Regions from separate parts of the Homo sapiens genome. Here all the other regions are linked to region 1. The links are chromatin contacts, found by Hi-C or POLR2A ChIA-PET in ENCODE. All regions are on one chromosome and are shown on one strand. The core of a region is the stretch at or near the end of the contact, and the rest is flanking DNA. Distances in the headings are between cores, read along the strand shown.

Evidence for each region. A loop is a pair of places that touch in the nucleus more often than their neighbours do. ChIA-PET counts read pairs that join two places held with the same protein, here RNA polymerase II (POLR2A). Pooled maps may share reads with other maps.
Region 2: a pooled map shows a loop between it and region 1 (12-fold over the local background). The contact joins the promoter of ZFP37 here to the promoter of HSDL2 in region 1. A Hi-C loop is called at or near these places in 1 of 37 single-sample maps with no recorded cell type and 9 of 50 pooled maps.
Region 3: a map of CD8-positive, alpha-beta T cell shows a loop between it and region 1 (4-fold over the local background). The contact joins the promoter of CDC26 here to the promoter of HSDL2 in region 1. A Hi-C loop is called at or near these places in 1 of 168 maps with a recorded cell type or tissue (CD8-positive, alpha-beta T cell) and 7 of 50 pooled maps. POLR2A ChIA-PET finds 5 or more read pairs at or near these places in 1 of 52 experiments (activated T-cell).

Annotation. Positions count from the first base shown.
Region 1 is chr9:112,378,510-112,382,590 of GRCh38, forward strand. HSDL2 (hydroxysteroid dehydrogenase like 2) reads left to right here and starts at 1,599. Exons shown (of 11, transcript NM_032303.5): 1 at 1,599-1,671. The coding sequence starts at 1,655. It also overlaps a transcript of PTBP3 not described here. RefSeq lists enhancers at 783-832, 933-1,182, 1,182-1,781, 1,213-1,332 and a silencer at 1,553-1,802.
Region 2 is chr9:113,054,245-113,058,350 of GRCh38, forward strand. ZFP37 (ZFP37 zinc finger protein) reads right to left here and starts at 2,480. Exons shown (of 4, transcript NM_003408.3): 1 at 2,313-2,480. The coding sequence starts at 2,444. RefSeq lists an enhancer at 2,111-2,680.
Region 3 is chr9:113,274,062-113,278,060 of GRCh38, forward strand. CDC26 (cell division cycle 26) reads right to left here and starts at 1,511. Exons shown (of 4, transcript NM_139286.4): 1 at 1,321-1,511. It overlaps PRPF4 (pre-mRNA splicing tri-snRNP complex factor PRPF4), which reads left to right and starts at 1,597. Exons shown (of 14, transcript NM_001244926.2): 1 at 1,597-1,709; 2 at 2,487-2,664. The coding sequence starts at 1,683. RefSeq lists enhancers at 622-1,477, 1,245-1,584.

The sequences.
Region 1 (4,081 bases), core at 349-2,848:
AGATGATATGAAGGAAATGTCACCCCGTTACTAAGAATTCACTCTATTCGACAGATATATACACGCTTCAGCAAGTGCTCCTAAGGATGAGAGGAGAGTAAGTTATTTTCATCTAACAGTCTCTATCAACACTCTTCTTAAAACACCTAATGCTTAACAACAGTCTAAAGAACACACTGGCTACTCATACCTCCCATAGGCAGAGACCTTGTCCTTTTTGAGCTGCTGTATCTCAGGTAATCAGCAATCACTTAGTGGATGATAATAATTTGCAAATTCCTCTGGAGCCTCTAAAGACCGTATCATGAATCATCAATTCAAATGCCTACAGGAGTCGGGCAGGTGATATGCAGGAGGAAATAGAGTCATTTAGGGCCCATAACAAAGGGGAGAGAGGCCGGGCGCGGAGGCTCACGCCTGTAATCCCAGCACTTTGGAAGGCCGAGGCGGGCCAATCATTTGAGGTCAGGAGCTCGAGACCAGCCAGCCCAACATGGCGAAACCCCGTCTCTACTAAAAACACAAAAAAATTAGCCAGGCGTGGTGATGCATGCCTGTAGTCCCAGCTACTCCGGAGGCTGAGGGAGGAGAATCACTTGAACCCGGGAGGCGGAGGTTACAATGAGCCGAGATCCGCGCCACTGCACTTCAGCGTGGGCGACAGCGAGACTCCGTCTCAAAAAACAAAACAAAAACAAAGGAGAGAGTACATAAGCCATCTCCAGGCTAGTTTCTTTAACTAGTCTTCATATAATAATCTCCTCAAGGTCCTGTTCTATCCCTACAAAATACAAAACAGTTCCTCGTGTCTTCCTTCAAATATACTACAGTCTTTAGCTCATCAGAGTAGCTGAGTTAGTCCAAGGCATAATCCCAAAAGCGAAACTGAATGTCAGAATTGATCTCATTTCAACACTCATTCCAGAAGTAGAAACTTCTGCAAGTTCAGCTTTTGACTATGAATTCTTCAGCGCGACTTTTGCAGAGAGCTCTGTTCCAAGAAGCTGGCGCCTTAACACAAGCTATCTACCGATGCACAAGGGAAGGCTGGCTTGGGTCCAGATTCGGCGGGAGAGTGGAAACGCGACGCTGGCCGACTTCAGCCACAAAGGCAATTTCTGCCCAGGGCTAGCGTTCCTAAGAGGGGGCCGAGAGAACGCCAGGCTCGGGCGTAGGGGCAAGAAGACCCAGAGCTAACGCACCTCTCGGAGGGCCCAAGCTCAGGGCTCAGTCACCCTCCCAGCTCGGAGCCGGCGCTGGAACACAGCGGCGCGAGGAGAAACCCCTAGAGACAGGGAAAAGGTGGACGTAGCGGCTGACGCTGCCCAGACGCTAGGCGCCGACAGGAGCCTGATTGTCACCGTACGACCAGTGAGGGGGCGGGGCGGAGCTGTGCCTCAAAGCGCCTGCGCGGAGAGCCTGCAATCAGGGACCAGGCTTGGGAGGCGACGAAGAGGAACGCTGGGCGCAGGAGGCCCACTGCATACGCAGGCGCACTCGGCGATCCCGGCTTTTCCGCGCGCAGTTCCCGCACAGGCATCGGGGGGGGCAGGGGCGGGGCAGGGGCGGGGATAAATGCGGAGGGACGGTCCAGCTTTAGCTCTCTGCTCGCCGCCGCCGCTGTCGCCGCCACCTCCTCTGATCTACGAAAGTCATGTTACCCAACACCGGGTAAGGGGGTAGGGGCGGCGCGGGGAGAGACCCTGTCGGGCGAAGGGCGCGTCTCGGTGGGGCCGCCGCGGATCGCCCGGGCTGGCCGGCCCGGCTGTGGGAGGTCAAGGATACTGCCTGGGCACGCTCTGAGCTCTGGTCCGCGCTGGGCACTGTGCACCGAGAATCTGCGGTAACGTGTGAAAAGGAACACAAACTTTTGTATTACAGGATGGCAGCAGTGTAGAAACCTTTTCCACGGGTAAAGGGCCGAGGGGGAGTCACCACGCCGCCCCCAGTGCCGGCCCTCCCTGAGTTTAGCAGGAGTGCGTGCCTGGCCGAATGCGTGTGAGTTCTAGGTGAAAGGTCGCAGGAGCAGCTCCAGAGTTTAAAGAGTTTTCACTTGTTCCTGACGCTCAATTCTAGAGTAATAATGGAGTGTTTAAAAAATGATTTCCAAATTAGAAACTAAACCGATCTTAAAACATGGGTATCTTTGGGGGATTTTTTTTTCACCTTAAAAAATTGTGTTAAAATACGTACAAAATCTGCCATCTTAACCGTTTTTTAAGTGTACACTTCAGTAGTGTTAAGTAGATTCATATCGTTGTGCAGTCAATCTCCAGAACTTTTTTCATCTGCAAGCTGAAACTCTATCCATGAAACAACTCCTCTTCCCCACCTCCGCTCGTACATTGGCAACCACCATTCTACTTTCTGGTTTATGTAAGGTCTGGGTATCTTGAGTTGAGTGACGTGTTGTCAGATTTTGTAATTTGCCTGAAACATGCAGGCATATAGCCAAAGACTTAAAACAGTTCAAAGAGTATAGGGTAAAAAGTGAGTCTCCCCATCCCTAAAATCTAGTTCCCCAGTTACTTACGTTTCTATTTCGTGCATGTATGAACATAATTTGTATACATCCGGATACACACACACACACACACACACACACACATACCCTTTCTTAAAAATAGCAGCAGACTCTATTCTTGGTCTTGCTACTTTTAGTTGGTATGTCTTGGGACATTCTTTCTTTGTTTTTTTTAAAGACGGGGTCTCCCATGTTGCCCAGACTGGCCTGTAGCCTTGAACTCCCAGGCTGATGTTCCTCCCTTCTTAGCCTCTGGAGTATTTAGGATTACAGGCATGCACCGCTGTGCCCAGGGACATACATTTTTAGTACATGGCAGATCTTCCGCCTCCTTTTTTTTTCTTTTGAGATGGAGTCTCGCTCTGTCTTCCAGTCTGGAGTGCAGTGGCATGATCTCGGCTCACTGCAGCCTCCGCCTCCCGCAATTCTCCTGCCTCAGCCTCCCGAGTAGCTGGGACTTCAGGCGCGTGCCACCACGCCCTGTTGATTTTTTTGTATTTTTAGTACAGACGGGGTTTCACCATGTTAGCCAGGATGGTCTCAATCTCATGACCTCGTGATCCGTCTGCCTCGGCCTCCCAAAGTGCTGGGATTACAGGCGTAAGCCACTGCGCCTGGCCCCTCCTCCTTTTTAATGGTTGCATAATATTCTGTAACAGCTTGAGTATCCATTATCCAAAATGCTTGGTTCCAGACGTGTTCGGATTTCAGATTTTCAGATTTGGTTTGCTCAACCTGTATATGAATATACCTTTGTTTATTTAACCTGTTCCCTATTGTTGGATACTAGACTGTTTCCAGTTTTTTGGATACTCTTTTTTTGCTTCCATAATTATACTTGTATTTATCTATTTGCACATATATAAGTGTATATGTAGGATAAACTCCTGGAAGTGAAATTGCTGGATCAAAGAGTAAATGTGGCTGGGCACAGTGGCTCACGCCTGTAGTCCCAGCACTTTGGGAGGCCGAGGCGGGCGGATCACTGGAGGTCAAGAGTTCGAGACCAGCCTGGCCAACGTGGTGAAACTCCGTCTCCACTAAAACTACAAAATTACAAAAATTACAAATACAAAAATTAGCTGGACCTGGTAGCGGGCACCTGTAATCCCAGCTACTCAGGAGGCTGAGGCAGGAGAACCGCTTGAACCTGGAGGCGGAGGTGGCAGTGAGCCGAGATCATGCCACTGCCCTGCCCTCCACCCTGCGAGAGAGAGTGAGAGTCTGTCTCAAAAAGAAAAAAGAGGAAATGCACTTTATATTTTGACAGATATTTCCAGATGACCCCCCAGAAGGGTTGCACACCCAAAAGGATAAATGAGATCCTCTAATCCCACTTGTTGGCTAACCGCAAAATAGTTAATGATGAAAATCTAATTAGAGAAAAAAGTGTCACCTCATTATTGTTAAAATTTGCATTTATTTTATCACAAGTGTGGATTTGGATCTCTTTGTGTATTTAAACCAGGGACAATTTGATCCCCAGAGGACATTTGGTAATATCTCAAGACATTTTTGATAGTCACAATTGAATGGAGATGCTAATGGCATCTCGTG
Region 2 (4,106 bases), core at 1,230-3,729, 680 kb after region 1:
TCTTCTCTATGCTACTTTGACACCCACTTGCACAGTTTTCCTCTTACTTCAATGGGCACCCCTTATTCTCTCTGTTGTTTTTTGTCTTCTACCAGACTTTTAAATGTCAGAGTGACCCAGCCCTCTGTCCCTGGCTCTCTTCTCTTCCCTATCTGTCTTCTCTTCCTAGGTGACCCGAGCCAATCTTAAGGCTTTAAATACCATCTTTATTGTGATGCATTTCAAAAATGGTTCCCTAGCTCACCCCTTTCCTAAGTTCCAGATTCATATATATAGTGGCTACCCAATATCTCTAGGTAGATGTGCAATGAGCATTTTGACACGGCCAAAATAGAGCCACTGACATCACCCCAGATCCCATTTCCATCCACCAAATCTAGTCTTTTCCACCATAACCCTTTCCATTCAGAAAATAGAATCACCATCCATCCGGTTCTTCAGGTTAAAAGTCTAGATGTAAATCTCGATTCTTCTCTTTCCTCATACTCCATATATCAATACATTAGTAAGTTCTATTGCTTATCTCCAGATGTATTCTGAATTTGATTTCATTTTGCTGCTACAACTCTATTCTAAATCACCATAATCTCTTGTCTTTGACTATTGCAAAAAGTTCCTAACTGACCTCCCTATATCTACCTACTCTTGCCCCTCTGCAGTCCGTCTTCCATGAGGTAGCCATGGTGATCTTTTCAAGGTGTCAGTCAGAACAGATCATTCCCCTGCTTAAACTCAATGGCTTCTCACTGCATCTAGAATAAAATCCAAATCCTTACACTAGCCAATAAAATCCTACATTATCTGATACCTTCCTACCACTATGATTCACAGCTTTCTACTTTCCCTCTGACTGTGCTCCAACAGCACTAATCTTCCTTCTCTTTTTTAAGCACACCAAGTTTACTCCTACCCCAGGTCCTTTGCAGTTGATGTTTATTTCTTCCTGAAACACTCTTTCTTCAGATCTCTGCATGGCTGCCTCCTTGTGATGATTTATGCCTCAACCCAACTGTCATTTGCTAAGGAAAGCTTTCCATGACTAACCTGGCTAAAGTCATGCACTCCCTACCCTCAATCACTCTGTACCACACCATCCTCTTTTACTTACTTCAGCACTTATTAGTGTCTGGAATAATTTTATTTGTTTATATTTTATGATATCTTTCATATTTCTATAATGTAAGTCATTGAGGGAGGGATTCTGGTTTTGTTTCCTGGTGTGTCTCCAGCATTTAAAACATTCCCTGGTTTTGAGGACAAAGCAGGGACTGCAAAACAACAACACCAAACAAATAAAATAAAAAATACCCCCTGGCATAAAATAAATGCTCATCTTACAGACTGTTCCTACTGTTCCTGCAAGTTTTCAATCACTGACACCCAAATACTCCCCAATCACTAACCTTCACAAACTTCTCCCAATTATGGATCTCTGCAAGTTCCCAACTATCACTCTCCACAGAACAATCATTAACCTCCACAGATCTCCAATCACTGACCACCAAAGAACCCTCAATCATTAAATGCAGCAATCCCCTCAAACTCCTGACCCCCTTAGACTTCTAGTCACAGAATCATAGAGGATCTTCAATCATTAATTCCTACTAATCACCTCATTACTCAAAGCACAGTTATTACTGCTAGACACCACCTAATTATTGACCTGCATACATCCCCAATTACCTTTTCTCCCCAGATGACATACAAATCATCTACCATCCCCAGAGACACCTCAACATTGACTCCCCAAACTCCAACAGTCATATTCCCCCCTCACTGGCCCCCCGATTCCTCCATTACCCACTGACCCTCAAAGATACTGCTAATCAAACTTCCACAGACATCACCGTCACTGACTCCCAAGCCCCAATCTCTGATGCTCCCAGATGCTCCCAATCACTGAATTTCCCAAATCCTAACACTGACCCTCTTTGATAACCCAGGCTCTAACCACCACAGGCACCCATAATCGCTGGCTCCCATAGACATCCCAAACCGCCAACCCCCACGGTCCTTCCCTATCTCTGACACATCACAAAGCCTCCATTTCTGATCTCCTTCCAAACTCCGACACTCGGTGACTGCCACAGACGCCTCCCCATCATTGTCTCTGCAGATCCCTCCTAATACTGATATCCTAAAGCCAAATCATTAACCCCACAGATAACTCAGAACACCGACCTCCCAAAAGACCATCTAGCATCGATTCCACCAATTCCCAAATCACCTATCGTCACAGACTACTCCAATCACTGCCCCGCAAGTACACCATCTCTGACCGCCAAAACACCCTGTCTCATCACAGCTCTCACCGCGGCGCTGGCCTCGGGCTCGGACACAGCCATCTCCAGTGGTCGCCCGGCCTCTTTGGTCGTTTCCGCACTTCTCCTCCGGTCCACGGTCTCTGGCTTTGTCAGAATCTGGACGCCGCTGGAGACCGACATGGCGGCTACCCGGAGGGCGGCCTTAGCGGGTCCGGCAGCCGCGATGGCGGCGCCCTTCGGTAATAGCGCACGGGCGCGGCCATCTTGGCAAACACTCAGCCGTACAGCGGAAGTGCGGGGACTTCTGGGACAATTAGATCGGGAGGTGGAAGCTGGCGAGGGCGTTACTTGCAGGATGCAGGAGTGATGCGATCAGAGCCAGCCGGAACCGAGTTCCGTTACGCACTACAGGACTGACCTGGGCCTGACAACCCACTGCCGGAGTTCGGATCGCATCACTGCCGGAAGATATTTTACAGAATTTGGAATTGCTTTTCCGAATACATGTCAGTGCGGCCAGCGGCTAGAAGTCCGGGAATCACAACGCTTAGTGCGGACTTTAGAAAGGCAGGATGCGAGAAATTGGAAGCATAACGGAGAAAAGCCTGATCGAACAAATAACATTATTTTATAGGGAGAGGACGTTAATCTTTGAGATATACGATAAATCTTTTCATATATAGTATAAGAACAATAAGAAAAACTGAAACAGAAACTTAAGTAAACACACCACTCCTCCGTGAGAGCCCGGGTTTGGTGAAGATATTTCACCAGAATAATCAAGCACTTGGAGAAATAATTCCTTAATGCGCCATTTCATGCATTAATTGCATTCATTGAATATGTGCAGGTTAGGTGCTGCGCTATGCAAGGTACTGGAAAAAGAGTGGAGAGGGGTAGGGATGATGTAAGTCCAGAGTCCAAAGGCCAGAAAACCAGGGTCTCCAATGTCAAAAGGCAGAAGATGAATGTCCCAGCTCAAGAAAAAAGAAAAGGTGGGAGGGAAGTGGGGATACTTAACGGGTTTTTAAAAAAAAAGAAAAGAAAGAAGGAATAAGACCTAGTATTTGATAGCACTACAGGTGTATATATCCAATAATAATTTAGTTGTACATTTCGAAATAACAAAGTATAAATGGATTGTAACACAGAAGATAAATGCTTGAGGGGATAGATACCCCATTTTCCATGATGTGATTATTGCACTGTGCATGCCTGTATCAAACTACTTCATGTACCCCATAAATATACTCACCTACTATGTACCCACAAAAGTTAAAGATTAAAAAAAAATAGAAAAGAGGATTCACCCTTCCTTTTCCTTTTTGTCCTTTCAGGCCCTCAGTGGATTAGGTGGTGGCCACCCACATTGGTGGGGGCTTTTTTATTCAGTTTGCTAATTCAAATGCTAATCTTTTCCCAGAAACACACTAACAAACCCAGAAACAATGTTTCACCAGTTTTCTGGGCATCCTTTAGCCCAGTCAAGTTGACCGATAAAATTAACCATCACCCTAACCATGATATACACAGACTTCCAGGTTACAGAATCTGTGAGATAATAGGTTTGTGATACTTTAATCCACTAAAGCTGGTGATAATTTGTTATCCAGCAATACTAAACTAAGGACTCAGTGAAGACTGAAAAATAATTGATGGCTTGAAATTACTCTTCACCTACTTAAGACACGGCCCCCTACACTGTGTTCCTGACAGAGTATTCTTTGAGCGTCACCTTTGTACGGATAGGCAATTGCTTTGTTTCTGCCTCAGATATGGTCCTGACTTTAATTGTTCCTGATATTAGAGTCGTAAAAAGGTACAATATTTTTTTCAATACCT
Region 3 (3,999 bases), core at 261-2,760, 900 kb after region 1:
AGCACCGTGCTGTTTTTCCATTCCCATTCTTTACATTCTTATTTTAACACAAAAACCCTGTGAAGTTGACAAAATGATTCCTATTTCACACATAAAGAAGTCATCGAAGCAAGCTGTTCAGTTTGGTTAATAATTTTAGCCTCCTATAAAAATTATAAAGGTCAACATGATAAGCATTAAGTGAAAATGATGGAAGTGAAAACTCCTTGAAAGTATGTACAGATACAAATTATTACACGTATCTAGGATGAAACTAAGGACTGTGAAGTATACAAAGGAAGAAATAGTTCCTTCTCCCATGAAGCTTAGGATACTACAGGTGATATTATCAACACAAAACACTGGCACATTACATTTCAAATTCCTTTGTACTAAATCAGGCATTATCTTCTACCAGATTCCAATGCAGACAAATGGTAGAGAAAGCCAAAGTTCCAAAGAGGGAAAGAGAGGGATAGGGATACCTAAAAGGGGGAAAAAAAAATCTATACATTTTACCTTTTCTGCAAACTGCAAAAAACTGGCCACTAGGGAGCAGTATAGATTAACAGTTAAAAGTGCTGGCTGTAGAGGTTAAAGGGCACAGGTTTTAATCCCACTACACCACCGATCCTGAACAATTCGTTTCATTTCTCACTAGACCTTAGTTCCCTCATCTGTATCCTACTCTGCTGTTGTAGGAAGTCAATAACGTAATACAGAGTAAGCTCTTGGAATATTATTTGGCATTTAATAAATGTTCAATAAATAACATCTATTATTGCTGTAATTGTTCTAGGGGGTTGCATGAGGATCTGGCCAGCTAGGGAAACGTCAATATTTTGAGGATCTCCCACCGCCCATGTGGGGATAAAAACCTTATCCTGTTCGTCTCTAATGCCCCAGCATCCAGCAGGGCAGAGAGACGTACAGAGTTACCTGACACCTTCCTATCCATCATCTTACTCTCAATCTGATACAAAGACCAGGCTGAAGACAAATCAACAAAATCAGGCCGAAGCTCCTCCGCCGGGTCTTTATTTGACTTTGGCACTAGCGGGCTCTTCTAGCTTAATCTCCCGCCGCAGCCCAAATCCACCGCCGAGCCATCAAGCTCAGAGGGGGAGCCTGGGAAGACTTCCGGACCATGGAGGAGAACAGTCCTCGTCCCCTAGCTCCAGGCCTGTACCTCGGAGCCCAGGCAAGGGTTTCTATGGTAACATGGTCCTCGGCTCCAAGAAGACGTAAACGCCCCCGTACGCCCGGGGGGCACAGCGGACCCCGGAAGCCCTTGACTCGCTCCAGAGTTCAGCCCCGAGCCGCGCGAGTCGACTCACCTACCTCTTTTCAAGCCGGCCTAGCCCCTTCCCGGAACCTCGGCTCCCCCCCAACGAAACTACTGCTAAGCCAACTGGACTACACTTCCCAGACTGCTTGGAGCCTCTCTCTCCGCAGAACCTCGTCTTCCGCGAGCTTTTCCTGGAGGTTCTAGGAGGGATGCCCCTCAATGCCACGACGCCATTTCCTACTACGACTTCCATCATGCTCCGCGCCGCTCCGGGGGCGGTGACCCCTCTTGGCCCACGTCTTGTCAGTGACGCACTTCCTGTCAGTGACGCACTTCCCCTCTGCTGGGCGCGCGGTGGACGGTCTGAAAGGGAGTGTTCGGGTTTCGCTGGGGCCTCGCGGCTCCAGAGCCCAGCATGGCTTCCTCGCGAGCCTCTTCCACGGTACAGAGCCCGGGATCCCAGCTCACTCTGGCAGGGAGCGCTAAGGGGGAAGGGGATCTCTGCGGGAAGGGGCCGTTAAGGAGCGGGAGAAGGCGGTGGAGGGCTGAGGAGGAAGGCTGCGGGACTCAGCGGTGTCCTACACAGCGGACCACCGTTTTCCTGATCCCTAAGCGCTTTCGTGGACTGTAGCTTATTTGCACCTCTCCCACTACAGCCCCAAAGGGCAAGCATCTCTTCCGACTCATCCAGTAACGGTGCTCTGAAATAGGGAAGTGTCTTGGCCAAGGTTTATGCCTTTGGCAGATCTCAGAATTTTAATGAGACCTACTAACTCCTACTACCTCACGTCTAGGAACGTTTGAAATGTATACACTTGTAATGTTGTAACTTGTTATCCTTTAGCACCGCGTTGGTTATTTCATCTATCCTTAGTATTTCCCCAGTGATAAGCAGTAATCCGGGAAGCATAAAACACGAGATTGAACACTTCCAACGGAATGAAGTAAACAGATTTCAGAGCAAACCTTTCATAGGAAAATACCCGAGAGAACCTCACTAGTTTTATTAATCCCATCAACCAAAGTGAGGGACTGAAACACCCTCACCCTACCTTCACCTCCTCAAATCAATGAAGAGCGTCTTAAGTAGTGTCCAATTTGTCCTTTCAATTACAGAGGAAACAGGACTGTGAAACTCAGGGTGAGCTTCATCCTCTGGTGAAGTCCGGTAAATTGCCAAGATTAAACCTTAGTTTAATGCAGATCTTTGATTTAGCAGGCAACCAAAACTAAAGCACCCGACGACTTAGTTGCTCCGGTCGTGAAGAAACCACACATCTATTATGGAAGTTTGGAAGAGAAGGAGAGGGAGCGTCTGGCCAAAGGAGAGTCTGGGATTTTGGGGAAAGACGGACTTAAAGCAGGGATCGAAGCTGGAAATATTAATATAACCTCTGGTAAGATGCAAATTGTGAGCCCATCTTTACCTCTTTGTGTAATGAATACCTTTCTAAACTTAAATACCACAGTTTTATAATGTCAAAAAATTACAATTTTTTTTTTTTTAAACAGAGTCTCGCTCTGTCGCCAGGCTGGAGTGCAGTGGTGCGATCTTGGCTCACTGCAACCTCCGCCTCCCGGGTTCAAGCAGTTCTCCTGCTTCAGCCTCCCGAGTAGCTGGGATTACAGGCGCACACCACCACGCCCGGCTAATTTTTGTATATTTAGTAGATATGGGGTTTCACCATGTTGGTCTGGCTGGTCTCAAACTCCTGACCTTGTGATCCGCCCGCCTCGTCCTCCTAAAGTGCTGGGATTACAGGTGTGAGCCACTGTGCCCGGCAGAATTTCAATTCTTAAACTTGCAGCTATAAGGCTGTATTTTGCCTACCCCCTTATTATCATGCAGAGAGCCTTTTTCTTACAATCTGTTATATAGTTTTTCTTCTATGAGTGAGCAGTCTTATCAAAAATTCAGTGTACATTTGGATTCAGATTGATTCCATTTGTCTTCTGGAGATCTAACATAGTTCTGGCATTGGTTTGCAGCTAGAGTGGTTCATGATATTCTCCCTTTTGAAGTTTTGTAATTATTTTTTACCCAAAGTGAAATCTTTTTGTGTGTGTGTGTGTGTGTGACAGGGTCTCACTCTCTTGCCCAGGCTGGAATGCAGTGGCGTAACCTTGGCTCACTGCAACCTCTGCCTTTTGTGTTCAAGGGATTCTCCTGCCTCAGCCTCCCGATTAGCTGAGATTACAGGTGCCCGCCACCACACCCAGCTAATTTTTGTATTTTTAGTAGAGACTGGGTTTCACCATGTTGCCCAGGCTGGTCTCCAACTCCTGACCTCAAATGATCCGCCCACCTCGGCCTCCCAAAGTGCTGGGATTACAGGCGTGAGCCACTGCACCTGACTGAGCTATCTTTTTTTATTATAAAAGTAATAGTGGCCAAGCCTGGTGGCTCACACCTGTAATCCCAGCACTTTGGGAGGCTGAGAAGCGGGAGTCTGGCTTGAGCCCAGGAATCCAAGACCAGCCTGGGCAAATAGTGATACCCCATCTCTACAAAAAGTAGAAAATTAGCTGGGCATGGTGACACGTGCCTGTATTCCCAGCTAATTGGGGTTCTGAGGTGGGGGTTCAAGGCTGCAGTGAGTCATGACTGTGCCACTGCACTCCAGCCTGAACAACAGAGCGAGACCCTGTCTCAAAAAAAAAAGTTATTTTCTTTTAAAAGATCAATGTATAAATGTGTGAAGTAGAAAATCCTGTATTTTTAAAATTAATTG